Linked DNA regions of Homo sapiens: region 2 is linked to region 1. A link is a contact called in ENCODE Hi-C or POLR2A ChIA-PET data. All regions are on one chromosome and are shown on one strand. The core of a region is the stretch at or near the end of the contact, and the rest is flanking DNA. Distances in the headings are between cores, read along the strand shown. Region 1 holds the start of IQCK-AS1 (IQCK antisense RNA 1). Region 2 overlaps VPS35L (VPS35 endosomal protein sorting factor like).

The links. A loop is a pair of places that touch in the nucleus more often than their neighbours do. ChIA-PET counts read pairs that join two places held with the same protein, here RNA polymerase II (POLR2A). Pooled maps may share reads with other maps.
Region 2: a loop to region 1 is called in a map of posterior cingulate gyrus, with 2.7 times the contacts of the local background. The contact joins the enhancer-like site here to the promoter of IQCK-AS1 in region 1. A Hi-C loop is called at or near these places in 2 of 168 maps with a recorded cell type or tissue (both posterior cingulate gyrus) and 2 of 50 pooled maps. POLR2A ChIA-PET finds 5 or more read pairs at or near these places in 2 of 52 experiments (Panc1 and T-cell).

The regions. Positions count from the first base shown.
Region 1 is chr16:19,764,203-19,767,631 of GRCh38, reverse strand. It overlaps IQCK-AS1 (IQCK antisense RNA 1), which reads left to right and starts at 1,562. Exons shown (of 4, transcript NR_188663.1): 1 at 1,562-1,663. All of the region lies in intron 6 of IQCK (IQ motif containing K), which reads right to left. RefSeq lists enhancers at 1-43, 44-544.
Region 2 is chr16:19,664,711-19,668,139 of GRCh38, reverse strand. The region is part of intron 26 of VPS35L (VPS35 endosomal protein sorting factor like); the gene reads right to left. Among named protein-coding and RNA genes, the nearest start is that of KNOP1, 52 kb to the left of the region's middle. Within about 2 kb of position 1,544, at least 5 of the 41 ENCODE cell types and tissues checked have a DNase peak (open chromatin) inside an H3K27ac peak, as active enhancers do.

The DNA of each region.
Region 1 (3,429 bases), core at 313-2,812:
GACACCCAGGCAGCCAAACGTCGAGAGGAGCACTTCAGCGGAAAAAGATACAAGCAGCTGCTCACGGAGAGGATGTTGAGAGGAGCACACCAGCAGAAGAGCACACGGCAGGCACAGGCACCTGGCAGGACGAGGCTGAGTTTGGCCAGGGCAGTTAGTCGGAGGAAAGCTGTGGCCGCTGAGCAGCCCAACTCCATGGGAAAAACCATGGTGCCCTTCTGGCTCCTCCATCGGCTGAGAGCTACTTCCACTCAATAAAACTTTGCACTCATTCTCCAAGCCCACGTGTGATCTGATTTCTCTGGTACACAAAGGCAAGAACCTGGGATACAGAAATCCCTCTGTCCTCGCAACAAGGTAGAGGGTGAATTGAGCTGGTTAACACAAACCGCCTATAGATGGCAAACTAAGAGAGCACCTGGTAACATATGCCCACTGGGGCTTCAGCTGTAAATTCACCTATAGACACCGCCATCGGGTGGGAGCCCGACAACCTGCCTGCCTGTATGCTCCCCTAGAGGTTTGAGCAGCAGGGCACTGAAAAAGCGAGCCACATCCCCCTGTTGCATGCCCTGCGAGGGGGACAAGGTAATTTTTCCCGTTTCACCTTCTTGGCTCACTGCAACCTCTGCCTCCTGGATTCAAGCAGTTCTCCTGCCTCAGCCTCCCAAGTAGCTGAGATTACAGGCATGTGCCACCACACCTGGCAAATTTTTGTATTTTTAGCGGAGATGGGGTTTTACTGCATTGGCCAGGCTAGTCTCGAACTCCTGACCTCAAGTGACCTACCCACCTCGGCCTCCCAAAGTGCTGCTTTAAAGTTTTGAAACTACTGGACTAAATCAGAGGTTCTCAACCAGAGGCAGTTTTGCCTCATTCCCCTTGGGGACATACGCTAGTGTCTGGAGATATTCTTGATTGTCACAACTGTAGGAGGGTGCTACTGGCATCTAGTGAGTGGAGGCCAGAGATGCTGCAAAACATCCTACAATGCACAGGTCAGCTCCTTACAGCAAAGAATTATCCAGTCCTAAATGTCAATAGTGCCAAGGTTGAGACAACCTGGATTGGATATTTCCCGGCTCCCACCCTTGTTCTCCTTAAGAACTTTGGTTCCTGCTTGCTTCTCTGACTATTCCTACTTGAGACAAGAAGAATGCAGCATTTGAGTTCTTGCCTTGGACCAAATCTGGGCACCAACCAGCTTGGCCGCTGCCCCAGCTGGGCTGGCTCCAGGCCCACCAGGAAGGGCACGTGGATGGTCTCATGCTTCCCCACTTCCCTTTAATGCTTTGTTAACATTTGAATTACAACACTCACTACAGAAACTACAGCAAGTTGTAAACATGTCCCCCCACCCCAAGGGGCCAGGGCCATACTTTATTCATCTCTGTTTTTTCCACAGCACCAAGCTCTGTGCAGTTGAACTGGGTAGGTGTTCGATAGACATTCATTGCATCAAATAGATTAATATCACTTTAATTTTTATCATGCATCTGGGCATCTCTTTGAAAGGTCATGGATGTAGAGAATATAAATGCCCGTTAAAGCAAGAGCTCTTGTGTTTCTGTTCCTGTGGAGTGCAGCTGAAATGACCGCTACTGCTCCTTCACAGTATATTTACATGAGCTTCCTGTGGACATCAGCACCATTTAAAATTAAGGTATTTGTATAATAAATAAAGCTAAGAGGATTCTTATTAGAGAAGTTATCTTATTTTTAAGGTTATTTTTCATTGGTTATTACAAATGGAAAATTTTTTTTCAAGGCAAAGCAGCAACTTGGAGAATGATACTCAAAGAAGCTTGTCTTAGAAAAATATATGTAAATCAATAAATTTTGGGCTATACATTTCATAGCGGATAAAATCAGGCACAGGTTTGAAAGCTAAATAAGAAACAAGGTTTTCCTATGTTTCTCTCCTTTCAATGTGTAATCTTAGATTTAAAAAAAAACTGGTTAATATCTGGGGTTTTTAAAATTCTCAAAATTGCCAGAGTCAGCCAAGGGTCTATTCATCTTGGTATTCTCAAAGAGGGAAGATTTAAGCAAAATATGTGACAACTGAGAGCCGAGAGTCTAAATTTTTTTTTTGAGACAGAGTCTCACTCTGTCCCCGAGGCTGGAGTACAGTGGTGCGATCTCGGCTCACTGCAACCTCTACCACCCGGGTTCAAGCGATACTCCTGCCTCAGCCTCCTGAGTAGCTGGGATTACAGGCACGTGCCACCGTGCCCAGCTAATTTTTTTATTTTTAGTAGAGACGGGGTTTTGCCATGTTGGCCAGGCTGGTCTCGAACTCCTGACCTCAAGTGATCTGCCCACCTCGGCCTCCCAAAGTATTGGGATTACAGGCATAAGCCACCATGCCCGGCCAGATATAAACTGATTTTTTTTTTTTTTTTTTTTTGAGATGGAGTCTCACTCTGTCGCCCAGGCTGGAGTGCAGTGGAGCCATCTGGGCTCACTGCCAGCTCCGCCTCCAGGGTTCACGCCATTCTCCTGCCTCAGCCTCCCGAGTTGCTGGGACTACAGGCGCCCGCCACTATGCCTGGCTAATTTTTTGTATTTTTAGTAGAGACGGGGTTTCACTGTGTTAGCCAGGATGGTCTCGATCTCCTGACCTCGTGATCCGCCGGGCACGGTGGCTCACGCCTGTAATCCCAGCACTTTGGGAGGCTGAGGTGGGCGGATCACGAGGTCAGGAGATCGAGACCATCCCGGCCAACACGGTGAAACCCCGTCTCTAATAAAAATACAAAAAAAAAAAAAAAATTAGCCAGGTGTGGTGGCAGGCACCTGTAGTCCCAGCTACTCAGGAGGCTGAGACAGAGAATGGCATGAACCCGGGAGGTGGAGCTTGCAGTAAGCCAAGATCGCGTCACTGCACTCCAGCCTGGGTGACAGAGCAAGACTCCGTCTCAAAAAAAAAAAAAAAAGAAATTAAAGGAATAAAATAATGGCTACTCCATAGACAGAGCAGCATAAACTGATTTTATATAGCTAAATAACTAAGAGGTCTGGAAGGCTGCACTGTAGACTGAAGTGATTACTTCAATGTGGGGAGGACACCCATATTAGAATGGTCAAATAGTTTTAATTTTATCTGTCATGTTCTTTATTATATTAAAAATGGAGAATTGATGCAGGTAACTTATTATTTAAGCTTTTTTAGTATTTTCTAAGTATTTAGAAAAGCTTAGTCATATTTCCTGAGACATAATGACATTCAGAGAGACAGGAAAAAAATGAAGGGAATGGAGGGATAAATTACTTAGGATAATAATTTTTTTTTTAAGTTTTCTATTTTATTTCTGGAGTGCTTCTTGAATGAAATTACTGGCCTGATTAGGATAAGGTTAGCCTAGGCTAAGAATAACTAGAGACAGGAGTCACAAATATGACTGGCCCAGAGTCCTGGATGGATCA
Region 2 (3,429 bases), core at 295-2,794, 99 kb after region 1:
AGGGGCAAATGCAACAGCAAATGCTCACTTTCCTGGGAAGAAAGGCCTATGTTTAATGAGAAGAGTATGTGTCTGAAGATGGATGGTGGAGTTTTGCCATCTCTTCCTTCTTCAAAGGAGAGGGAAAAAAAACATGTCACAGAAAGACACTCCTTGTAAAGCTTTCTGAGTCAAGTTAGCTCTGCTCTGGAAGCTTCTTTGCCTGGCTGTCTCCTGAACCCCAAACTCAAACCCCTTCCACATTTATTAAGCCCCAACTGTGAACAGGGTACTGTCATGGGCAGGTAGACAAACAGATGAAAAAAAAGTGAGAGAAAGCGTTGACAACATAAACTGTGGCAATGAGACCAACATAATCATACTAATTAACAACTATTTTTTTTTCTGGTTTTTTTTTTTTTTTTTCCAGACAGGGTCTTGCTCTGTCGCACAGGCTGAAGTGCAACGGTGTGATCTCGACTCACTGCAGCCTCTGCCTCCTGGGCTCCAGCCATCCTCCTACCTCAGCCTCCCCAGTAACTGGGACTACAGGAGTGCACCATCATCCCTGGCTAATTTTTGTATTTTTTGTAGAGATGGGGTTTCACCGTGTTGCCCAAGCTGGTCCCAAACTCCTGAGCTCAAGCGATCTGCCTGACTCGGCCTCCTAAAGTTCTGGGATTACAGGCGTGAGCCACCGCATTGGGCCAACACTTATTTTCTAAGCCTGTTACGTATTTTGGTCTATGAATCCACTTATCTCAATTGTTTTGGGGAGAGACATTAAATATGGGGCTTGAGGAAAAGCCACCTGATGTCCGTTCTGATAGAGAAACCTTCCAGAAAGGGTCAGAGCCTGCAGGGTCTTCTATCTTGTGACCACTAGTAAGACATGGCCCAACCAGGTACGGTAGCTCACGCCTGTAATCTCAGCACTTTGGGAGGCCAGTGGGTCGATCACTTGAGGTCAGGAGTTTGAGACCAGCCTGGCCAATATGGTGAAACCCTGTCTGTACTAAAAATACAAAAATTAGCTGGGCATGGTGGCACATGCCTGTAATTCCAGCTACTCGGGAGGCTGAGGCAGGAGAATCACTTGAACCCGTCGGTCAGAGGTTGCAGTGAGCCGAGCCTGGGCAACAGAGCAATGCTCTGTCTCAAAAAAAAAGAAAGAAAGAAAGAAAGGAAGAAAGGAAGAAAGGAAGAAAGGAAGAAAGGAAGAAAGGAAGAAAGAAAGAAAGAAAGAAAGAAAGAAAGAAAGAAAGAAAGAAAGAAAGAAAGAAAGAAAAACATGGCCCTACTTATGGAACCCACAGGATCTCCTAGGCCCTATCTTTAAGCAGTTCATTTCCTTAGTCCTCCGGCAGTCCCACAGTGAAGTAAGTATATCATGAAACAAGGTTCTCAGTGGGAATGCAAATTCTGCTCAGAGCAACTTGAAAGACCATTTTTTTCTATTTATGTGTTTGTTACTGACTGGCCCAGAGAATGTGCCTATTATTATGCCTCATTAAAAAGAGAGCAGCTTTGTCCCCAGAACTTGGCTCCTCTCACCCACCCCGCCCAGTTTCCACTCTAAAGGACGGAGCTAAAATAAACAGTTATTTAAAGGTTGGGGCATGCAGGGTTCCAAAGCAGATTTTTAGTTCTATCCTCAGAAGACTTGCCCCATATAGAAAATATTGTCTGGAGACTTCTCAATCTTATCTTAAGTAATTAGAAATCAAATCCTACCCCATGTGACAGCAGTTTATCCTTATAGTTTAAAGTTCAGAATAATCATGTCAACTTCATGTAACACTTTGTTTTGTAGCTATTAAGAGCTATGGAAGCTCATTTAAGATATAACGGATTTTTTTTTAAAGACCTACAGAAAAAGGAGAACTCAGATTCCCAGTAGTAAAGAATATTGTCCCCTCTTTGAGTAATACCCCACAAGCACAGGCAACCAAAGCAAAAATGGACAAATGGGATCACATCAACTTAAAAAGCTCCGCACAGCAAAGGAAACAATCAACAAAGTGAAACGAGAACCCACAGAATGGGAGAAAATATTTGCAAACTACCCATCTGATAAAGGATTAATAACCAGAACATAAGGAGCTCAAACAACTCTATAGGAAAAAAAATCTAATAATCAGATTTTAAAAATGGGCAAAAGATTTCAATAGATGTTTCTCAAAAAAAAAAATACAAATGGCAAACAAGCATATGAAAAGGTGCTCAACATCATTGATCAGAGAAATGCAAATGAAAACTATAATGAGATATCATCGAACCCCAGTTAAAATGGCTTTTATCCAAAAGACAGGCAACGACAAATGCTGGTGAGAATGTGGAGAAAAGGGGAACCCTCACACACTGCTGGTGCAAATGTTAAATTAGTACAACTACTACGGAGAACAATTCGGAGGTTTCTGAAAAAGCTAAAAATAGAGCTACCATAGGATCCAGCAATCCCACCACTGGATTTACCCCCAAAAGAAAGGAAATCAGTATATCGAAGAGATATCTGCACTCCTGTTTGTTTTAGCACTGTTCACAATAGCCAAGATTTGGAAGCAATCTAAGTGTCCGTCAACAGACAAACGGATAAAGAAAATGTGGTACATATACACAATGGAGTACTATGCAGCCATAAAAAAGGAGATTCTGTCATTTGCAACAACATGGGTGAAACTGGAGGGCATTATGTTAAGTGAATTAAGCCAGGCACAGGAAGGCAAACTTTGCATGTTCTCACTTATTTGTGGGAGCTAAAAACAAAAACAATTGAACCCATGGAGACAGAGAGTAGAAGGATAGTTACCAGAGGCTGGGAAGGGTAATGGTGGGGCATGGTGGGGAGTGGGAATGGTTACTGCGTACAAAATAAAAATAGAAAGAATGAATAAGACCTAGTATTTGATAGCACAACACAGTGACTCTAGTCAATAATTTAATTGTACATTTAAAAATAACTGAAAGAATATAACTGAATTGTTTGTAGCACACAGGATAAATGCTTGAGGGGATGGATACACCATTCTCTAGGATGTAATTATTATACACTGCCTGCCTGAATCAAAACATCTCATGTACCTTGTAAATATATACACTTACTAAGTACCCACAAAAATTTTTTTAGAAAAGGAAAAAATATATATTGTCCTGGTTCCACTAGAGGAAGGGGAAAAGCAGCAAGTACACGGACTAGGCTTCCTTCATCCAAGTCCTCTGGGGTTCATGGGACATTCATGTTTTTTTGTTTTTTTTTTTTTTTAGATGAACTCTTGCTCTGTTGCCCAGGCTGGAATGCGGTGATGTGATCTCAGCTCACTGCAGCCTCCGCCTCCCGGGTTCAAGCGATTCTCCTGCCTCAGCCTCCCGAGTAGCTAAGACTACAGGCACATGCCACCGTGCCAGGCTAATTTTTGTATTTTTAGTAGAGATGGGGTTTCACCATGTTGG